2 separate regions of the Mus musculus genome follow, and region 2 is linked to region 1. The links are chromatin loops, found by intact Hi-C in ENCODE. Cell type or tissue: heart. All regions are shown on one strand.

Region 1 (5,000 bases):
TATTAATAGTTGAGTAGTACTCCACTGTGTAAACAAATTACATTTTCTTTATCCATTTTTTAGTTGAGGAACATCTGGGTTGTTTACAGTTTTTGGCTATTACAAATAAAGCTACTATGAACATAGTTGAGCAAGTGTCCTTGTGGTATGATAGAGCATCTTTTGGGTATATCCCAGACGTGGTGTAGCTGGGTCCTGAGGTAGAACTATTCTCAATTTCCTGAGAAACCTCCAAATTGATTTCAAAAGTGATTGTACAAGTTTGCATTCCCCCCAACAATGGAGGAGTGTTCCCCTTGCTCCACATCCTAGACACCATGAGCTGTTGCTTTAGTTTTTGATCTTAGCCATTCTGATGGGTGTAAAATGGAATCTCACAGTCGTTTTGATTTGCATTTCCCTGATGACTAAGGATGCTGAACATTTCTTTAAGTGCTTCTAAGCCATTAGAGATACCTCTGAAAATTCTCTGATTATATCTGTACCCCATTTTAAAAATTGGATTATTTGATTTGTTGACTGATGTCTAATTTCTTGAGTTATATTTAGATGCCAGCTCTCTGTCAGATGTGAAACTATACAGGATTGTTTGAGAAATCCTGGGTTTTTGTTTTTCCATTATGACGTTGAGTCTTGTTCTTTCAAAGTCTGTTAAGAATTGTGTTGAAATTATGATGTGAATTGTGATGAATCTGTAGATTGCTTTTGATAGGATGGACATTTTTAGTGTGTTCACCCTACAGATCCATGAGCATGGTAAGTCATTCCATCTTCTGATATCTTCCTCAATTTCTTTCTTCAAAGATAAGTTATGATACAGATCTTTCACTTGCTTAGTTAGAATTACACCAAGGTATTTTATATTATTTGTGGCTATTGTGAAGGGTGTTGTTTCCCTAATTTCCTTCTCAGTCCATTTATCATTTGTATAAAGGAGGGCCACTGACTTCTTTGAGTTATTTTGTCTCTAGCTACTTTGCTGAAGTTGTTTATCAGCTATAGGAGTTCTCTGGTAGAATGTTGGGGGTCACTTATGTATATAATCATATCAACTGTGAATAACAGTACCTTCAAGTCTTCCTTCCCAATATGTAACCCCTTGATCTCCTTTAGTTGTCTCATTGGTCTTGCTCAAGTACTAGGTAGAATAGCTATGGACAGTGGACAGCCTTGTCTTGTCCCTGATTTCAGTGGAATTGTTTTTAAGTTTCTCTCCATTTATTTTGATATTGACTATTGGCATGCTGTATATTGCTTTGATATGTTTAGGTATGTGCCTTGAATTTTTTACCTCTCCAACACTTTTATCATGAAGGGGTGTTCTATTTTGTCAAAGGCTTTTTCAGATGTAATCAGATAACCATGTGGGTTTTTTTTCCTTTGAGTTTGCTTATATAGTATTATGTTGATGGATTTTTACATATGCTATGGCTAATCAACACCAATAACTGGACAAGAACACTAGGAAAGACCTCCCCGATTCCCAGAATTTCAGCTTAAAATCGGAAATAATAGTCTTAACTCAGGTGCCCACGTGGAAAGAAAAGGGACATTAACTCAAAGTAATTTCCAAATATCCTTTCTCAGTGACCCAGGCTTAATGGAGGTGGAAGAGGGGAAAGAGGAGAGAAGGGAGGGAGACTTTTCCACCTGCTGTGAGGGCTTTACAATTTATAGGAAGCCACAAAGGCTGTCAGATGTCATTGTGAGACAGTTTAACTGTTTCTTTGCCTAAGGAAGGTAAATGAGTCCCAGGTTGTCTCCATTGTAAATCACAGAGAGGTTTTCTAATTCACATTTGTGCCTGCTGAAAGCAAGGTAAACCGAGGAAAGCACCCTCTCCCTCCAGACTCCAATTTCAAGAGGAGTCTTAATAGTTTTTTTTGTTCCATACTAATTTTAGGATTTTTTTTCTTTTATTTCTGTGAAGAATGCTGTCGGAATTCCTATTGGGATTGCATTGAATCTGTACACCGCTTTTTGTGGAATGATCACCTTCACAGGGACGTCAAATGAAAACTAAGAGACGAAAGGACGTTTCATTCTAATGAAGGACCGAATCTCGGCTTTCTCTCAGCCGCGCTTCATTTGACTTCTTACGTGTCGTATCGCCTTGACTATCACATTTTAGTTTGTTTCTTTTCCGAATCAGAAAGCCTGTATCTTGATTTCTCTGTAACTTAGCATGTTTTTATCACATCACTAGGGCCACTCAGAGCCAGCTGCTTTCCCTCCTGAGGTTTCGGTGGGAATTCTGGAGCACACTGTCTGCTTTATCCTTTCATTCCAGTAGGGGGCAGCAGATGACAGAAGGACGGATTGGTGAGGGTTCGCTTTCTGTGTTGATGTGTTTCTGTGTGACAAGTGAGAATTAGAGTCTTAGTGAGCCAGTCAATCAGAAAGCCACATGATTCATTTGTGTTTACATTTACAACAGAATTTTCAATTCCTCAAAACTGTGGGGTTTCAGAAAATAACTTCTACCCCATTGTTAGGAATTTCCAAAGTTTGACAAGAACACAGAACTGCACACTTAAGAACAGGACTGATATCAAATCATAGTTCTTCTATAAAATGTTTACACTGTATGCTCTATAGCCTTGGATATTCAGTTAATTCAGTATGAGTTGTGGAGACTTATGTAAAGTTGATACTTTAATGATATATATATCTGCTATGGAGGTATTTATGATACAATATCCAGATAATAGTTACACACTATAGACAATTAAGAGAATACAAAGGACTTGTGCTTGGTAAAGGAAATACCAGGGAAATATATTTGGAGAAAATAATGCTTACAGATTAAGATTTAATGGTAGTATTCTTTTTGTCCTGTATGATGCATTCCATAAAAGACTTTTTTTTAGACAGGGTTTCTCTGTATAGCCCTGGCTGTCCTGGAACTCACTTTGTAGACCAGGCTGGCCTCGATCTCAGAAATCTGCCTACCTCTGCCTCCCAAGTGCTGGGATTAAAGGCGTGCGCCACCACCGCCCGGCAGAAAGACTGTTTAGATGGGATGTGTGCTTTCTATCGGACTACAACCTACTTCATGCCTATCAGTGTCCACCCGGCACTTTCCCTCTCTCCCCTGAAGACTTGACTTTCAATATCGAGCCCACCTTTTCCCAGCTAAGTGACCTAGGAGAGCCACCCCGTATCTCTGACCCCCATTCCTTTTACAAAATGGCAACAGTGGGACGTGCCCTGAAGAGCTCTTTTGAAAATGAAATGAGACAGTGTTTATAAGTACATCTTCCTCTCTATCCCCTTCCTCTGCCTTGGCCTTACAACATGTGGAAGTCACTCTTGTGAATACCTGTGTCCTGTCAGAAGGGGCTTGGCATGAGAAGGACAGAGGTCTTGGGGCACAGCGTCCAAGTTTCACTCCTGTGAGAACCACAGACAGTGTTCGTGAAGATAATAACTCGAGAAGTTCTAATTTGATGTTTGCAGCCAGTTTTAACAGGCACAGTGTTTTTCTTTTGCTTTGTCATCAAAAGAATAAACTGAGACCTGTCTAGAGTGGGTGGGACAATTGCTGACAGCCAATCTGGGTGACTTGATGGGACTGAGGGGACCCTGGGTCCAGGACACAGCTCTGCCTGCCACCCTGAAGCCTGGAACCAAGCCTTGTTTGTCACAGAGCACTCTGTCCTTTCCAGAGACATTTTCCCATCCTTGGCAATGAGAGTGTCTAATGGTGGAACTGACCCATCTTCTCATGTCCTTTTGTAGATCGACGCTTGAGAAAGGGACAGCTCATCTGTCTCTCGGGAGGAATAGAAAAGTAGCCCGGGCTGGGGGCTTCAAAGCATGAATTCTGGGGGCTGTAACTCAGGTCAAGACAGAACTGTGGCGTTCTGGTGAAGCAGAAGTGAAGTACAGCCGCCATCTCTGATGCCGCCCAATAACAAAGGAAAGCACAAGAAAGAGGAGTCTTAAATATCTAAAACGTCTAAGCTATCAGCCCTTTTATGAGGAGATCTCTTCACAGGAAACCCCCCCCCCCCCCAGGGCTTAACCTCATTCAGCTAGACAAGAGGGCTTCCCAGATATCCATAGGTTACCAGTAAGGTCCCAGCAAGTCCCACTCTAGAACTCTTGCCAACCCCTCGTCTGCTCCCATGGGCCTGGTGAGGGTGTCCAGGGTGTGACAGAGCAGGGAAGTCTGGAGAACACTGTGTCCTAAGAGTGGGGGTTTTATTTGTGTTTCTTTTAATACATGCTGTGACTCAGGCTATCCTAGAACTCCTTAGATATCCCAGGCTGGCCCCGAACTCATAGTAACCCTCTAGCCTCAGCCTCTTAAGTGCTGCGGTTTCAGGTGTGTGCTACCAGGACCAGCGGAAAGCATTGGAAACATTTAATGTACTTTACCCATGATGAGTCCGTGTGCTGAGATATTTGATGAGGAAGGAAGGTCCATCCATGGCCTCTGTGCTGGGTTGAATAAAAAGGGATTGAGAAAGAAAGCCTGTTAAGAACCAGCATCCTCCCTCCCACCTCCGTGTGTTTCCAGATCTGCTAGGAAAATGCACATCAAGTCAAATCCACTGAACCTCGTGTTAACCCAGCTAAGCACAGTCAGCAACATGGCTACTAGGTAGTTTTTGGTGCAGATCCTTCTCTTGTCAAAAATATATCCCTTTTCACAACCCAGCTTGGAGGACTATTATGTTTTAGTATGCTCTCACACCCTATAAGATTTCTACTTTTTTTTTTTTTTTTTTTTTAATGAGATAGGATTTTTATGTAGCCCTGGCTGACCTAGAACTCCCTGTAGAGACCAGGGTGGCCTTGAACTCTCTCTGCCTCTCAAATGTCAGGATCAAAGGCACACAGCACCCCGTCTAGCTTGGAATCTAAAATTTTAATAACATTATGGGCATGTCAGTTATGGATAAGGATACAGACTTGTATGAAGAAATTGCCTCTTTCACTCTGGGAATGACTTTCTCCCCTTCTCTTTCTCTCTAATGAGACCACGGCCTTCC
Region 2 (5,000 bases), 190 kb after region 1:
TGAACGGCACATAGTGTGTCCTTCCTACACTGACCAGGGTAAGGCAAGATGACCGGAGCTCAGCAAGCCTCACTCAGATACTGTGATGGGCAAACATTTTGTAAATCTCTGGATAACAGGTTTTCACATAAGAGAAAACCCACTCTCTTCTAAGGTGGTGGATGCAGAGTTAGTTAGTTAGTTAGTTAGTTAGTTAGTTAGTTAGATGTTCTCTGAGTTCCAAGGAAGAGTAAAACTAGAAATTAAAACCTTGTAAAGGGGAAAATAAGCCAACACCACCAACAAAAACAAGGCATCCAGGAAGAGAAGAAGGGCTCAGAAAAGTCAGTCAATTTTAACACCTTACAACTTGAGGCCCCTCCCTAAACCTCAAGCAGTATATATCATACATTATAGGAATTGTCACCTGTGATTTGAGGATAGACCTGTGGACCTCTCACTAAGAAACATTTAACCAGAGATGTTAACAGTTTCGAAGACTTTTATCATGGGATAATAAGGTAACCAGTCTAGACTTTTATGTAGTCAGCAATAACCAAAAACCAGAAAGTATCGAGGTTTTAAAAGACTGTAAGAGACCTTCTGTGCAGTGACCAGAGACTCAGAATTGTTAGATAAATAAAAGCACTCTTAATATCGCGCAGCTAATTCAGGGTAAGAACAAGGAGGGTTCCTGGGCATTAGCAGGAAATTGATGGAGAAGTGACCGTCCAAGTGGGGCCTTAATGGCTCCAAAAAGACTTCCGAGATAAGCAAACAGGACAGGTAGTGTTTGTTTGTTTGTGGTTAAACCAAGGAGATAAAACACTAAAACAAGCTTCTTGGAGTCCTTATATTTGTAAAGTGGGTTAAGGCTTTTGCTTAGGGGCAATAAATACAGGGACTCGGTGGCGGTAACTCTCAAGAAAATCGCTTTAGGAATGAAGTACCTTGAAAAGGGAAACAATGATTACTGACTGCAGAGAGCAGGCTGTGAGGCTGCTCTCTCTCTCTCTCTCTCTCTCTCTCTCTCTCTCTCTCTCTCTCTTTTCCTGGAACGACACAGGAGGAAATTAATGTTGTCGACTTCCAAATGAGACCTCAGGGCACACAGAGTGCCCAAATTTTCCTGAAAAAAAAAAAAAAAAAAAAAAAGACGTCTCCCTGGAGTTGATGGTGGGTCTTTATGCTTAAGGACATGGGCAAACATGGACACCCGTAGCCTATTCTCCTGTGCTTAACCAAAGACAGGGAGCAGGTGAAGTCTTGAGCAGGATTGGCTTAAATTTTCTGGAGACCACCATAGTCTGAGGTTGCGGAGACACTGGCCTAAAGGTTTCTCAAGAAAGTGAAATGAGGTAGAAGAGTGGAGAGCCCTGCTCTCGCTCGCTCGCTTCAGTACTGAATCGGAGCCACTGAAATCCAGTGAGGACTACAGGCCAAGACAGCCTGCTGAGATGCAGCCACCAGCTTCTCCCCACTTCTGACTGAAGTATCAAAGCTTGGCTGGGAACACCTGTGGTTATGGCGTTTGGCCCCACTACCATCTATGTGATACTGATGATCCACTAGTAGAACCCGCACTGAGAAGAAGGAGAGAAGGCAGTGCAGGGTCATTGGCAAACAAAGGTGAGGCTGGGGACAATCTTAACTTAAGCTCAAAGTAGCACAACTTCAGATTTTGGCCCCGCGGTCATACAGGCTACGGTTAAATTCAGGTCACAGCTAAAATACAACAGTTATTTAAAAGCACGGCGGAAAACTGACTTGCTTGCCTCACATTTCTGTAGATTTCTAGCCTGTACTCGAAGAGTTTGATCAAAACATTATGACTCCTTTGGACCACGCTGCAAACGAGCGCACTTTCCTCCCACCTGATCCGGTGAAGGGCAGCCCCCTCCAGGCTCATTCCGCTGGCCGGGAGTGAGCTCGCTCCCCTGGGTCCCCCGGGTCCTCCGTGCCCAGTACTCTAGATTCAGATGTGGTGACAAGGAACCTACCCACTCCCGCCCCTGATCACCACGCTGGCGGGACGCCTGGGCTAGGACTCACCCGGGAGAGCAGCAGAGCTGGGAGAGCCGCAGAGCTGGTACTGGCTTCAGCCACCCCAGCGACCCACCCCAGCGACCCGTGGACCAGGACTCAAGCCTCGAGTCCTCTCCGGCCAGACAGCATCATCCAGTCCCTCCCAACTGCCTGGCGATCAGCAGCGAGGCACTTCCATATTTATAGCCTAGGGGGACGTTGCTACTCCGCAGGTTCCAACCCTAAGGCTTTGCACTCCTCCCTCGCCCCGCCCCGCCCCGCCCCGCCCCGAGACCCTCTGTCCAACCCTCTCCCTCTCCAGTTTCTGACGGAGTCTTCCCTGCTGCCAGTCACCGATGTGCCCTTCCAGATCCAAGCTCAGCTGGTCCTGAATCCCACATCCCAGCCTGAAGTGTTGAAGATGGAGGGAGGTGGGCGTAAGGCCACATGAACTGACTCCAAGATAAATGCTTCACTTAGAAAGAAGAAAAAAAAAATCTTGGAAAAATTTTAAGGATGAATTAAGGAACTCCCTTTCTTCGCTGTGGCTGACTCAAAATTTGAGGCCTGTGCTGTGGATTACATATGGCATGGATTAATTTCAGAGTTGTAAAATAAAAGATTATCAGTTCCTCCTAGTTTACACGTGGCTCAAGCTGCATTTATTTTAAAATAAAAACAGACTGCCAAAAAAATAGCACAAAATATTTGAGAACAAAATGAACTCAATTCTAAATTAGAAAGAAAGAAAGAAAGAAAAAAAGAAAGAAAGAAAGAAAGAAAGAAAGAAAGAAAGAAAGGAAGGAAGGAAGGAAGAAAGGAAGGAAGAAAAGAAAGAAAGAGAGAAAGGAAAGAAAGAGAGAAAGGAAAGGAGAGGAGAGGAGAGGAGAGGAGAGGAGAGGAGAGGAGAGGAGAGGAGAGGAAAGGAAAGGAAAGGAAAGGAAAGGAAAGGAAAGGAAAGGAAAGGAAAGGAAAGGAAAGGAAAGGAAAGGAAAGGGGAAATACATTCTGCAGTGTATCACGAGGCCAGAATTACTCTGATACCAAACTCAGGCAACACAGTACAAGCCAACTTCAGACTAACAGCTTCTATGGATGGAGATGCAAATCCTAATGAAGTGCTAGCGATTCAAATCCAGTGGAAAAATAAAGGTATTGAGACCATGATGTGCCCTGCTCTGAATTACTCGACATTGTGCAAAACAATGGCTTTCGACTGCAGAGTTTGTATTTTACAAGCAGCATTGACTCCACTTAAAGTGAAAATGCAGAAGTAGAATTCGCACCTTGATGTGCACATAAACATCATCTGCCTGTCACCAGCTACATGGCACAGATAGATTAACAATTTATTTCTTAAGGCAGAAAGCCCCCACCCCCACCCCACGCCCCATGCCCCGCTACTTAAAAAACAATCGAAGTAAATGGAGACTATAGCCACACACGCCGAGGTTAATATCAAATCTGGGAAACCAGGAGTGACAGCACACTGGACTGGCAAGACTGGAAAAGGGTGCAGCTCTCTCACCTGAGCCCCATGAAGAGAAGAAGCCCTAAGGCTTCAGGGGTAAGAAGCCCTATCTTTCCACCCTGTGTGCGTCACAGAGTGCCCAGCCCTCCTAGAGGCTTCAACTTAGCTCAGTCTCTGCTATGATGTGGCTGTTCTATTTGAAGTGACACATATGCCCACTTGTGTGTCTCTACCTGACATGAAACTGTCTCCAGGGCTGAGTCCTGCACTTGGCTGCTAAAGCCTCTGCCAGTGGCTCAGCTCAAACCTTGACTTTTAGCAGCAGACCTCCAGCAGCGGTTATCTCATTACCATAGAGGCCCCTTTTGACCCCTTTAGCTGCCTGCTTCTCAAGCATCTTTGCAATTCCCTGAGTCCTATTAGATACTCTTCAATGCTATGTAGCCGATGTCTAAATTACATATATGTGTGTGTATATATAGTGTGTGTATAGTGTGTGTGTGTGATGTATAGTGCATAATCTGAAAGTTAATGTTCATAGGTAAGATTGGAATAAAAGGGTCTGTGTTTCTGCATTTGCCTTGTCAGGTTATCAAGGAATTGGACACTCCTTAGCAAATTGATTCTTACAAAGTCAATATTCCTTGTGAATTTATTGTTATCCAATAAATTCTGGCATTGTGAAAAGTCACAGGCATGTTGGTTGAATCTTTGCAAAGATATAAACTCAGTTTTTAAAAGTGCAGGTCTTCTGTTATGAAACCTGGAACAAAGACTCTGCTGGAAGATAACAGGAGCAGCGCCCTACAGGAGACAAGCTCGGGACAGGGCTTCCTGAACTCTGTTCCCTCCAGAACTACAGCCAACAACTGACAAATGAGACCCCATGGAAACTAAAGGTCTTCTGCACAGGGAGAGAAACAGAATCAGCCAACTGAGTGAGGTGGAAGCCCACAGAGTAGGAAAGAATCTTTTCCAGCTATACATTAATTTCCAGAATATATAAACTATTTAATTATATATGATATGCATATAAATTATATTATTATACATAACATGCATATGAATTATATATAGTATATAACATGACATTTAACATGTAACATGTGACATGTAGCATATACTATAACATGATATATAATTATGACATTTGACATATGACATAACATAATGTATTAACACATAACACATAATATATATTTAAGTTATTTAACTATAGGATTAATTTCCAAAATATATAAGTAACAAAAAAAGTCAAGAAAACACAATTTAAAAATGGCCTCTGGATCTGAACAGAGTTCTCTAAAGAAGAAATAACAGTGGCTAAGAAATATATTATAAAATGTTCAACATCTTTAACCATCAGAGAAATGAAAATTAAACTAGTCTAAGATTCCATCTTACAGCCCTAAGAATAGTGAAGATGAAGAAAACAGGTGTTAGCAAATGTTATTGAGGATGCAGGAAAGGGGGGACTTTTGATTGAGAACTGATGCAGCCAATATGGAAATTAGTGTGGAAAATT

What was found. A loop is a pair of places that touch in the nucleus more often than their neighbours do. Peaks named below come from ENCODE experiments on the same cell type or tissue, not always from the same donor. Only the 100,000 strongest peaks of a DNase experiment are listed, where the experiment ranks them.
Region 2: a loop joins it to region 1, with 2.3 times the contacts of the local background. A loop is called at or near these places in 3 of 42 quality-filtered maps.

The regions. Positions count from the first base shown.
Region 1 is chr13:30,528,268-30,533,267 of GRCm38, reverse strand. No RefSeq gene overlaps it. Among named protein-coding and RNA genes, the nearest start is that of Uqcrfs1, 15 kb to the left of the region's middle. In heart, a CTCF peak has its summit at 2,285 (motif pointing right); no DNase peak of the experiment used is centred here.
Region 2 is chr13:30,333,621-30,338,620 of GRCm38, reverse strand. Agtr1a (angiotensin II receptor, type 1a) reads right to left here and starts at 2,265. Exons shown (of 3, transcript NM_177322.3): 1 at 2,032-2,265. In heart, no CTCF peak of the experiment used is centred here; a DNase peak (open chromatin) is centred at 2,100; H3K4me3 peaks cover 1,374 bases; H3K27ac peaks cover 935 bases; H3K27me3 peaks cover 271 bases.